Linked DNA regions of Homo sapiens: regions 2 and 3 are each linked to region 1. The links are chromatin contacts, found by Hi-C or POLR2A ChIA-PET in ENCODE. All regions are on one chromosome and are shown on one strand. Each heading gives the region's core, a stretch centred on a gene start or an enhancer-like site at or near the end of the contact. The rest is flanking DNA. Distances are from core to core; before and after follow the strand shown. Region 1 holds the start of TP53BP1 (tumor protein p53 binding protein 1). Region 2 overlaps STARD9 (StAR related lipid transfer domain containing 9). Region 3 holds the start of CDAN1 (codanin 1).

The links. A loop is a pair of places that touch in the nucleus more often than their neighbours do. ChIA-PET counts read pairs that join two places held with the same protein, here RNA polymerase II (POLR2A). Pooled maps may share reads with other maps.
Region 2: a map with no recorded cell type shows a loop between it and region 1 (4-fold over the local background). The contact joins the enhancer-like site here to the promoter of TP53BP1 in region 1. A Hi-C loop is called at or near these places in 1 of 37 single-sample maps with no recorded cell type and 1 of 50 pooled maps. POLR2A ChIA-PET finds 5 or more read pairs at or near these places in 1 of 52 experiments (activated CD4-positive, alpha-beta T cell).
Region 3: a loop to region 1 is called in a map of B cell, with 6 times the contacts of the local background. The contact joins the promoter of CDAN1 here to the promoter of TP53BP1 in region 1. A Hi-C loop is called at or near these places in 1 of 168 maps with a recorded cell type or tissue (B cell) and 4 of 50 pooled maps. POLR2A ChIA-PET finds 5 or more read pairs at or near these places in 1 of 52 experiments (CD4-positive, alpha-beta T cell).

The regions. Positions count from the first base shown.
Region 1 is chr15:43,491,565-43,494,783 of GRCh38, forward strand. It overlaps TP53BP1 (tumor protein p53 binding protein 1), which reads right to left and starts at 1,592. Exons shown (of 28, transcript NM_001141980.3): 1 at 1,473-1,592; 2 at 720-904; 3 at 438-531; 4 at 105-189. The coding sequence starts at 1,479. RefSeq lists enhancers at 618-1,326, 1,327-2,033.
Region 2 is chr15:42,603,847-42,607,065 of GRCh38, forward strand. The region is part of intron 3 of STARD9 (StAR related lipid transfer domain containing 9); the gene reads left to right. Among named protein-coding and RNA genes, the nearest start is that of STARD9, 30 kb to the left of the region's middle. Within about 2 kb of position 1,510, at least 8 of the 41 ENCODE cell types and tissues checked have a DNase peak (open chromatin) inside an H3K27ac peak, as active enhancers do.
Region 3 is chr15:42,735,544-42,738,762 of GRCh38, forward strand. It overlaps CDAN1 (codanin 1), which reads right to left and starts at 1,585. Exons shown (of 28, transcript NM_138477.4): 1 at 1,470-1,585; 2 at 759-1,237; 3 at 332-535; 4 at 1-136. The coding sequence starts at 1,559. TTBK2 (tau tubulin kinase 2) reads right to left here. Exons shown (of 15, transcript NM_173500.4): 15 at 3,187-3,219. RefSeq lists silencers at 812-1,101, 1,192-1,331, 1,522-1,771.

The sequences.
Region 1 (3,219 bases), core at 342-2,841:
CAAGAAAGAGATTAATCCTTTTATCCTTGGGATGAGGCAACAGGTACAGATAAAAGAACAAATCTGATAATACATTTAAATAAACCCCTTCAAACACTGTATACCTGCTTGTCCTGTTTGGCTGAGGTAACTGCTCAATGACCTGACTGATGGAACCACATGTGTCCAAGTTAGAAGAATCCACAGGGTCTGAAAAAAATAACTGGATATTAGCATGAAAGACATTTACCAACAAACCTTAATACAAAATCAGGAATACAGACAATACCAATCTAATCAGTGACACTAGCACATCAACTTTTGAGTGACTACTACGCAGATACCACAGTAGGCTTCCTTACATACATTCGACACAACCACATAAAGTTTAAATCCACCCAGCACCAACAAGAGCACCCAAAAAATGCAAAGGGGACAGATAGCTTTAAACACCTCACCTGCAACCTTGTTTTCTTTCAAATGTTCATTGAACCCACTATTACCGTCTCCTCGTTCTTCTCCAGCTGTTTGTTCAGGATTGGACACAACATCCTAGAAAATACACATACAAAATATCCCCATTATATATGAAATAGTTCAAAATGAAACCTACTATTTGTGAACAATTTTTCCAATCAACTTTATTGAGAAGGTAATGATCTTCTAAATACTTATGTTTGCTGGTTTTCGGTTTAAAAAAAAAAATCTGCTCAATCTTCTTCAAACAAGGTATCACTCACCAACACAGGATTTTCTTTGTGCGTCTGGAGATTAGGAAGGTGTCGAGATAGCATACTGAAGTGAGAACCAGAATCATCCTCTAGAACCTGGCTTTCAGGCTGAGAATCTTCAATTATCAGGCAAGGAGTATCTTGCTGAGAGAAATCTGAATCCAACTGACTTCCAGTAGGGTCCATCTGCTCCCCTGGAATGGAATAACAAAAGATCAGTTCCGTGTAACCTACTAGCCTTGCTCACGCAGTCTAAACCTAAATAATGGGGCGGAAGTACAAGAGCTGGGAAACGGGACCACTTCAGGACTCCTCCAATTAGAATATTATATTTATAATTGCTGCAAGCACTTTCCTATCATGCCTACCAAGTCACCATTCCTCGTTATTTACAATAAGCCTGACTATCCCTCCCTATTTTTCATCACCTTCTCGTAGACACCCTTTCCCCTCCTTCCTAACCTCTTCTCTCCCCGCCCCTTTTTCCATCCCCCCCGCCACGTCCTTCTGGCGCCTCTACCTCCCCCCAAAAGAATGTTTTCTAAAATCTGTTCGCCAGAGGCCCCACAGCCTTTCAGCTTTCCTCACGACCACCAAGCCTTCTTAGCTAACGTTTCCCCACCCCCTCCTTAGGGCCCTCCAACCCCTTCCCCGTCACCGCCGCCATGCTTGCCACCCCGCCCCCTCCGGTCAGCCATCCCTTCAGACCCGAAATCCAGGCCTTCAGAGCCCACTGCACTCCCATTTCTCTCCAAACAGTACCAGGCATCCCGGCGGGAGGTCCCTCGCGCTCGAGCTAGAGGTCTCTGCACGCTCCCCAAGTCCCTCCAGATCGATCCCTAGGTCGCCGCTGTCGCCACCGCCGCCACCGGCCGCGAACTCCCCCTTTCCCGTCACGTCACACAATATCGGATCGTCCATTCGCTGCCGCCGCCCGCCACTCAAGAAATCCCGTGGATGATAGGTAGCTGCGGCAGAGTGCCCTGCCCCACGTAAGAAAAAGGAACACGGCGGCGCGTTTCCATGGCAGCATGGACGTTGCAGGCCCTCCCCTTTAGTAGAGCCGGAGAATGACGGTATCCTTGAACCGAAGGGACCTTGAGAGGGCGTGAAATACCTTCCCCTGCTTCCAGGACGATTGCATTTACCACTACTCAGACATTTCAGTACCTCTACCTGCTTTTTCTCGTTCACGCCCCTTAATCCCCGTCCCTCACCCTCTTTCCTGGAAAAGGAGAGAGTTTCCCAGCTTTCTCATAACAGGGCAAAGAAGAAGCGGCTTGAGGATGGCTAGGTACTTCAGAGCTGGTGAACCCAACAGAAGAGACTCTTTCTTCTTTGACACAGGGTTAACCTGTGTCAATCAGGATCCCTTTTGTGGGCCTCTACCCTGAATCCAAGGGCCTGACATTACATCTCTGCCAGGGCGTTTTTAGTATTTGTTTGTTTTTACATTGTATAAGGGCTCCAGTAAGCCATATTTCTTCCCATTGCCCTTTTCCGCCTAGGACGTATTTCAAGCTTCACACTTGTTTATCGTTGCCTTATCTTTTATGGGATTGCCTGCAGAGACTACAGCCCCAGACATATTTTGCACCTCCCATTGAGAGAATTGAGCACTGTCATTCTCAAACTCCATGGTAAAGAGAACAGCTGCCACCCCTTCTAACTAGATGACCTCAAAGATACTTCCAAACCCAGAGATTCTATTATCCTAATTATGGTGCCAGGGTCTTAAAGAGGGTGTGGCAGCTGTGACGAGTCTTAATGAACTAAGCCCCATGTGGCATATGTGTTTGTTTTGTTGTTGTTGTTGTTGAGGGGTGGGGGTATATTATTTAAGTGGCAGTTGGATCCAGGATAGAATTCTAGCCAGAGCAGCTGTCAATAGGGAAAGCACCTAGCACAGTGCCAAACATATACATAGTAGGCATTCAATATGAGGCAGTTTTCTCTTTCTACCCCAGGCTCAGATTTATTTCGGCACAGCCCAACCATGATTCTCCATTTCTGTAAATGCCCAATTCAGCACGTGATATAGGCAAAGCTGAAGTGGAGCTTCCTACCAGTCTTCTCACTGCTGCTATAAATTACAGTGATCCTATTTTCCAAACCAAATTCAAAGCATGTTGTCTGAATACACGTTACTTATGGGAACAAAAGGACTGACTCCTTGAAACTGTCCTGAAAAATCTAGAATCTATTACTGCTATAACTGGAATATAATTATGGTCGCCAGTATGTTTTATTAGTGGAGCTAAAATGAAATGGACCACACAGAGATGCATCTCACTTCTTAATCTTAAAATCATTTATAATTGACTCTTTTCATACTCCACTCCTAAAGCTGCAGAACACCAGTGACTAAACAAATCTAATACTTAAAGACCAGGTTAGAGCAATACTAACTACACTAGCTGGACAAAGTGAGTTCATCTGCTCTATTTGAGAGGGCACAACCAACCAGGTCCTGTTATGAGTAAATCATGACCTTGAGTCCCATAAAAAT
Region 2 (3,219 bases), core at 260-2,759, 890 kb before region 1:
TTCAATTCCTATCTTTGGTTCAAAGAACCAAAGGAAAAATACTTCAGTTCCTATCTATAGGAGCAATTGAGGAGGTTAAGAATCTTGTGATCCCTGACTGCATGACTCCTGCACCGTAATTTCTAGTCTTGTGGCTAATGTGTTAGTTTTACAAAGGTGGTCTGGTCCCCATGCAAGGAGGGGGTTTGTTTGGGGAAGGGGCTGTTACCTGTTTCAAAGTTAAACTATAAATTCCTTCCTTAGTTAGCTTGACCTGTGCCCAGGAGTGAACAAGGTAGCCTGGAGGTTAGAAGTAAGATGGAGTTGCTTAGGTCAGATTTCTTTCACTGCCATAACTTCCTATGTCAGATTTTTCACTGTCATGATTTTTGCAAAGGCAGTTTCAGTCTGTCTGCTTCTACTTGTTTGATCCACGCTTCTCTTACCTGTCTCTTAAATCAACATCAAATTTGATTTTTTTATTTGTGGAAGCTCATAAGGTCATATAATATGTGATTATTCTACCTCGTTCATTCATTCAGCATGCATTTACATAAAAATATGCCAAGAATTGTGCTAGGCACTGGAAATAACCAATAAGAACCAACATTGTATTTGTCCTTTAAAAACTAATAGTTCTTGACAGAGACAGATACTAAAGAGAGAATTACTCCACAGTGTGGTAAATGTTATCATATTTTAACCAAGGATTTGAAAAAACGTGAAGAGGGAGGAAGATTGTTTTTGTCAGGGGAGGAAATCTAGTTCATAGTATGATTGCTTTATTCAGGATCAAATTGATTTTTTTTTTTTTTTTTTTTTTTTTTTTTTGAGACAGGGTCTCTCTCTGTCCCCCAGGCTGGAGTGGAATGCAGTGGTGTGATCTTAGTTCACTGCAGCCTTGATCTCCTGGGCTCAAGCAATCCTCCCAACTTAGCCTCCTGAGTAACTAAGACTACAAACATGTGCCACCACACCTGGCTAATTTTTTATTTTTTGTAGAAACAAGGTCTCACTATGTTGCTCAGGCTGGTCTCTAACTCCTGGGCTCAAGTGATCCATCCACCTCAGCCTCCCAAAGTGCTGGGATTACAGGTGTGAGCCATCGCGCCTGACCTGGATCGAATGGAATTTAAATCCATATATTCTGTTCCAAAGATGAGAAGGACATTTCTTCTTAAATCTTGAGGGTGCTGTTTCATGTACATAAATTTAACCTCACAGCTTGGTGAGTTTCCAAAAAGATCAAAGACTTCTCAAAGCATCATATGAATTATTCACTAGTCCTAACATGGAGCTCTCTCCTGAGTTTTATTCTGGATGCCATTTAATCTTATAATAAAATAGATATATGAATCATTTGGTTGAGGCTGCTACTTAGCATATTAACTTGATGTATGGTCATTATAGAGGGGCTGGATTCAGATGTTTGAACTACAGCGAAAACCTTTCTGCAGGAAAGGCAGAGTTGACAGTTTCTTATTTTTCAAGTATGAGGCAAAGGAACATGAGCTATTTATAGACTCACTTCCGCAACAGACTGAACACAATAGAAGCCTGAAATCAAATGGTGACCAGATGTGCCCAGGCATCCCCCAAGTCTAGGTGTCAAAATTATAAAAGACAGAGCCCCTGGGGAATTGGTTTCAGGGCAGAAGCAGTGCACTTAAGCCCATAAGATCACCATCTGTATACAAATAGCCCCTTAAACAGCTGGTCCTCAGGAGTGGAAGAGGTAAACAACAGTGTGTTCAAACTCACTTTTCTTGCTTCTCTTCCTAGAAGTGGGGGATAATCCCTTTGTCAATAACTTTATTTCCCAATTCTTGTCTCTCTAGTTAGGCAGTTAGAAAAGATACAGCTGCGTTCTGGGGATATGCGCTGAATTGGTGTCCGAGGAAGATTAATGCAGCTTCCATGCAGTTGGTGGAGATCATGGTTCTGCTGAGATGAGAAGACATCTGACAGGGATGGAAACCCATAATTACTTTTCTTTCTTTACTGTTCCTCCCCTGTTAAACTAATTTCATCTTGTTTGTGGTGGTGTTGTGGCGATGTTTAAAGCACAAACATGTCGTGGTCTCTGGCTGGTATTGCTTTTCCTTTTCTCCCGCATCAGAGATTTTAAGAAAATACAAACAACTTCCTCTTTCCATAAACATCTGGAAACATTCCCATGGAGTTTAGATTCAATTTCAGGGTTTGGAAAAGTTGTACTTAATTTTGGAAAATGTTCAAACCAGCTTGCTTCAATGGGAAGGGAGAAAAGAAAATAGCACTTTTTGAGAACCTACAGTCTTCCAGGTACTGTATTGAGTACTTATCACCTTCACAACAACCCTGTAAAGTGGGTTAGTACTCTGTTTTACAGATGTGCTTACTGAGGTTCAGAGATGAAGCCCAGTTTTAGTCCATTCTACTGTCTCACCACATCCTGCTACCTTTGCACTCCTTCTCTGTGCTAACCTCTAATACTTGGAGTATGACATGAATTAGCTGACAATTGGAAAATATTGGACTGTTAAATCTTGCATTTACTATAGGAAAAGACCAAGAGTCATGAATATAGAACATGTGTTTTCAAGCCTCTCTATTGGCCCCTCTCTCTGAGATGTGCAGAACACCACCTATTTTTAGTTTTGTTTTTTGAAACAGGGTCGGACTCTGTTGCCCAGGCTGGAGTGCAGTGGTGTGATCTCAGGTCACTGCAACCTTCACCTCCTGGGCTCAAGCCACCTTCCCACCTCAGCCTCCCAAGTACCTGGGAACACAGGTGCGCACCACCACACCCAGCTAATTTTTGTATTTTTTTTTTTTTTTAAGATGGAGTTTTTCCAAGTTGCCTAGGCTGGTCTCAAACTCCTGGGCTCAGGTGGTCCTCCCACCTCAGCCTCCCAAAGTGCTGGGATTACAGGTGTAAGCCACTGCGCCCAGCCTATTTTTAGTTTTGTATCCAGAGTAAGTGCTTGTATACATGTACAGTCAGGGTGCTTTCTTCTGAATCCCCTGAGTAGACCTAACTGACCCAGCTACTCTCTAAGGCACAAAAAATAGCTCACCCATTATAGCAAATGGATGCTTCATTTCACTCATTCTGACCCAGAGGCTGGGTTTTGAAGTGTACTTCATTGATTGATTGATTGACAAGGTCTCACTCTGTCTCCCAGGCTGGAGTGCAGTGGCGTGATCATAGCTCACTGCAGCCTCTATCTCCCGGGCTCAAGTGATCCTACCACCTTA
Region 3 (3,219 bases), core at 335-2,834, 760 kb before region 1:
CTCCAGGCGCTGGCGGGAAGACACTCTGGCAGGGTCTGCAGGTTCATCTGTGAGGCTTCCTGTCCGGCTGGGGAGGGGCGACCCCAATTCTGGGGTGGGACAGGTGGGGGTAGGTGACTGCTGCAGCTGCTTAGAGCTATGGAATAAAGAAATTTCATGAGCAGTCAGCTTGGCTTCCCTGCTACGGCCACACTCAGGTCACTCCAGAGAAGATACCAACAGCCCAGGAGACAAACCCAGAGTCCCCAAGAGGGAAATCAATTTCAGGGAAAACCCCTGAAGATCCCCCACAGCGAGGAAACCGATATCCCCAGGAGCGGCCAGGCCATACCGCTCCTTCCTGAGCATCTCTCGCTCCTCTTGCAGACTTCTGCACCCTGGGGGAAGGCCAAGGCCCCAAGGGCTAGTGTCCAGGGCTGAGGGTTGGGAACTGGGGACACAGCTGATTGGGGGTGAGGTGAAGCAGGTCTTGGGCTTGGAGAGTGACCGCTCTTCGCTCACCGGAGTTGGGTTGATCCTGCGAGAAGGCTTCGTCCTGCTGAGAGTAGCCACAGGTTTTTCTCAAATTCCTATCTTCAAACATCTCCCCTCCACCACCGCAACAGCTAGACCTCTTGCCAAAAAACCCCACAAAAACCCTCACCATCACCCCCAGCCTTCTACCCATCCTGGCGCTCCACTGCGGAGCGCCGAGCTCGAATGACTGACTCCCCAGAGCCTTCGTGGTACCCATCTCCTGCATGAGAGCTGAGTCTCACCCTGTAGGGCCGGGGGGAACCGAGCCTACGGGAGGGAACTCCTCCAGGTTGCTGAGGTTTGGCGGATCAGACAGCGTGAGGCTGGGGCGGCTGGGGCTGCCAGAGCCCCTAAGCCTCCGGCCCCCGGCTCCGGGCAGGCTCTCCCCGCTGACCCCCTCCTCCAGGCCGCGGCCTCCACGCTCGCGGGCCGGCCCCGGGCCCCGCCTCCTGCCCCCGCGGCGGGCCAGAGGGGCCTCGGCAGCGGTGCTCTGGGCCTCGGTCGGAGGGAAAAGCTGGCTGCGCGCCCCGCGGCTACCCCGCGGCGGGCCTCCCGGCCTCCCTGGCAAGGCTGCCGAGGCGCCCGGGGTCTTGGCGGGGGTCGGGGGCCCCTGCGGGAGGACGCGGCTGCTCTGCTCCCTCAGGAAGTTCAACAGGAACGGTACGAATTCTTTCCGCAGGGCCCGGAGTGAGCTCAGCGCGGCCGCCTCCCCAGCGTTATCCTAGGGCAGAAGCACAGGTGGAGGGGCGAGAGGGTCAGCCGCCGGCCCGCGGGCCGTGAGCAGCCGGGGCCGTAGGGCGCGCCTCGGGTGGGCGGCCCGGGCAGCGGCGCCCAGTTGGAGTGCACTCGGCCCGGCTGGCAGCCAGGCGCCCTAGAGGAAGGGGACTGGAGGGCTGGACTCCACTGCGGGAACCGGCTTCGAGTCAGACCTGGGGGCGTGTCACCGCTGTTACCTCCGAACCCTGGGTGCTGCGCGCGATCCACCGCACGACGGCTGCGACCGACACCTCTTCTCGCAGCAGCGACTCCAAAACGGCCGCCATCCCGGTCGGGGCGCTCTGGGGCGACTGCGCAGGCGCCGGCGCGCCGCGGGCGGCCAGGGAGGGGCGGGGCCGGCGGCGGGGAACGACCGTTGGGTCGCGGGATGGGGAGGGACCCGGCTGGCGGGGCGGGGCGGAGCCGGCTGTTGCCCAGACCCACGGAGTCAAGGCCTCGCTGAGTCCTCAACCCCGGCCGAGAGGCCGGTTGTTAGGAGGTGAAATGTGGATCACAGCGCCTGGGGAGGCCCACCTTGGCTGCCCGCCCTGGAGCGACCTGAAGGGAGGGATTCGAGCTGGGAGTGGGGCTGCCGCGGGTCGGACGCCCCTCTAGGGAGACCCAGGACCCGGGAGAGAGGTAGAGGGGAGCAGAGACAGCCACCAGCTTCTATCTTCTGCTCTAAGCACATTCTTTCACGAGTTTAAGTTTCCTAGATCCAACTGGCACCACCCCAGAGAAATTATAATCTAATCTTTCATTTTGACTTTGTTCTTCTCAAAGGCCGATTTTTCAATCCCTTGGCCGAGCAGTACCCATCGGCTTTTCAGCGCTCACCATCAACTGACCATTTAGGAAAGAATTATTTCTAGGAGGTTCTTAATAATCCCCAAGCCACAACCCTTAAAGTGCCTCGGGCCACCCTGCACACAGAATTGCTTGTATGTAGCTTTATTTACTTAAGTGGGTTTACATGAGGTTAATATTTCAACTACTTTGCAGTTTAGATGTCAGTAAGCATATCATGATTAGCTTCTGGGAGCTTGAGGTTTGTATTTTTGGGTTTGGTGTTTTTTGTTTTTGTTTTGTTTTTTTTGAGACAGGGTCTTGCTCTGTTGCCCAGGCTGGAGTGCAGTGGCGTGAGCACGGCTCACTGCAGCCTTGGCCTCCTGGGCTCAAGCAATCCTCCCGACTCAGCCTCCCTAGGGCTATAGCCCAGCTAATGTTTTGGCCGGGAGAGGGCAGCAGATCCAAAGTGCTGGGATTATAGGCGTGGGCCACCACGCCCGGCCTGAGTAATTTCTTAATCTCCTTTATTTAATTTTATTTTGAGATGGAGTCTCGCTCTGTCACCCCCGGGGCTGGAATGCAGTGGGAGGCAGAGGTGGGCGGATCACGAGGTCGAGAGATGGAGACCATCCTGGCCAACATGGTGAAACCGTGTCTCTAATAAAAATACAAAAATTAACTGGGCGTGGTGGCACGCGCCTGTAGTCCTAGCTACTGGGGAGGCTGAGGCAGGAGAATCGCTTGAACCTGGGAGGCGGAGGTTGCAGTGATCCAAGATCACGCCACTGCACTCCAGCCTGGGTGACAGAGCGAGACTCCATCTCAAAAACAAAACAAAACAAAAAAACCTGAGAGAGGATTTTGAAGGTTGCTGCTCAGTGACAAATCAAGCAAGGGAATCCAAGCGGAGAAAAACAGATGGCACGAACATTCCATGTCAAACCAAACCAGGAGGGGTGAGGCAGTGCCCTTGTGAATGCCTCCTGAGAGTTGCTCTGGTTCAAAGGAAGGTTACGGGCGGAAGGATGAGGGTGGGGGTGCAGGAATCTCTCTAGTGGCAGAAGGGGTATTTCCTATGGAGAAGGAAAAAGTACCTCCAGCCAGACAGAATAATGGACTAAAAAGGAGCTTTTAATATTTTAATTTTATTACAGGAAA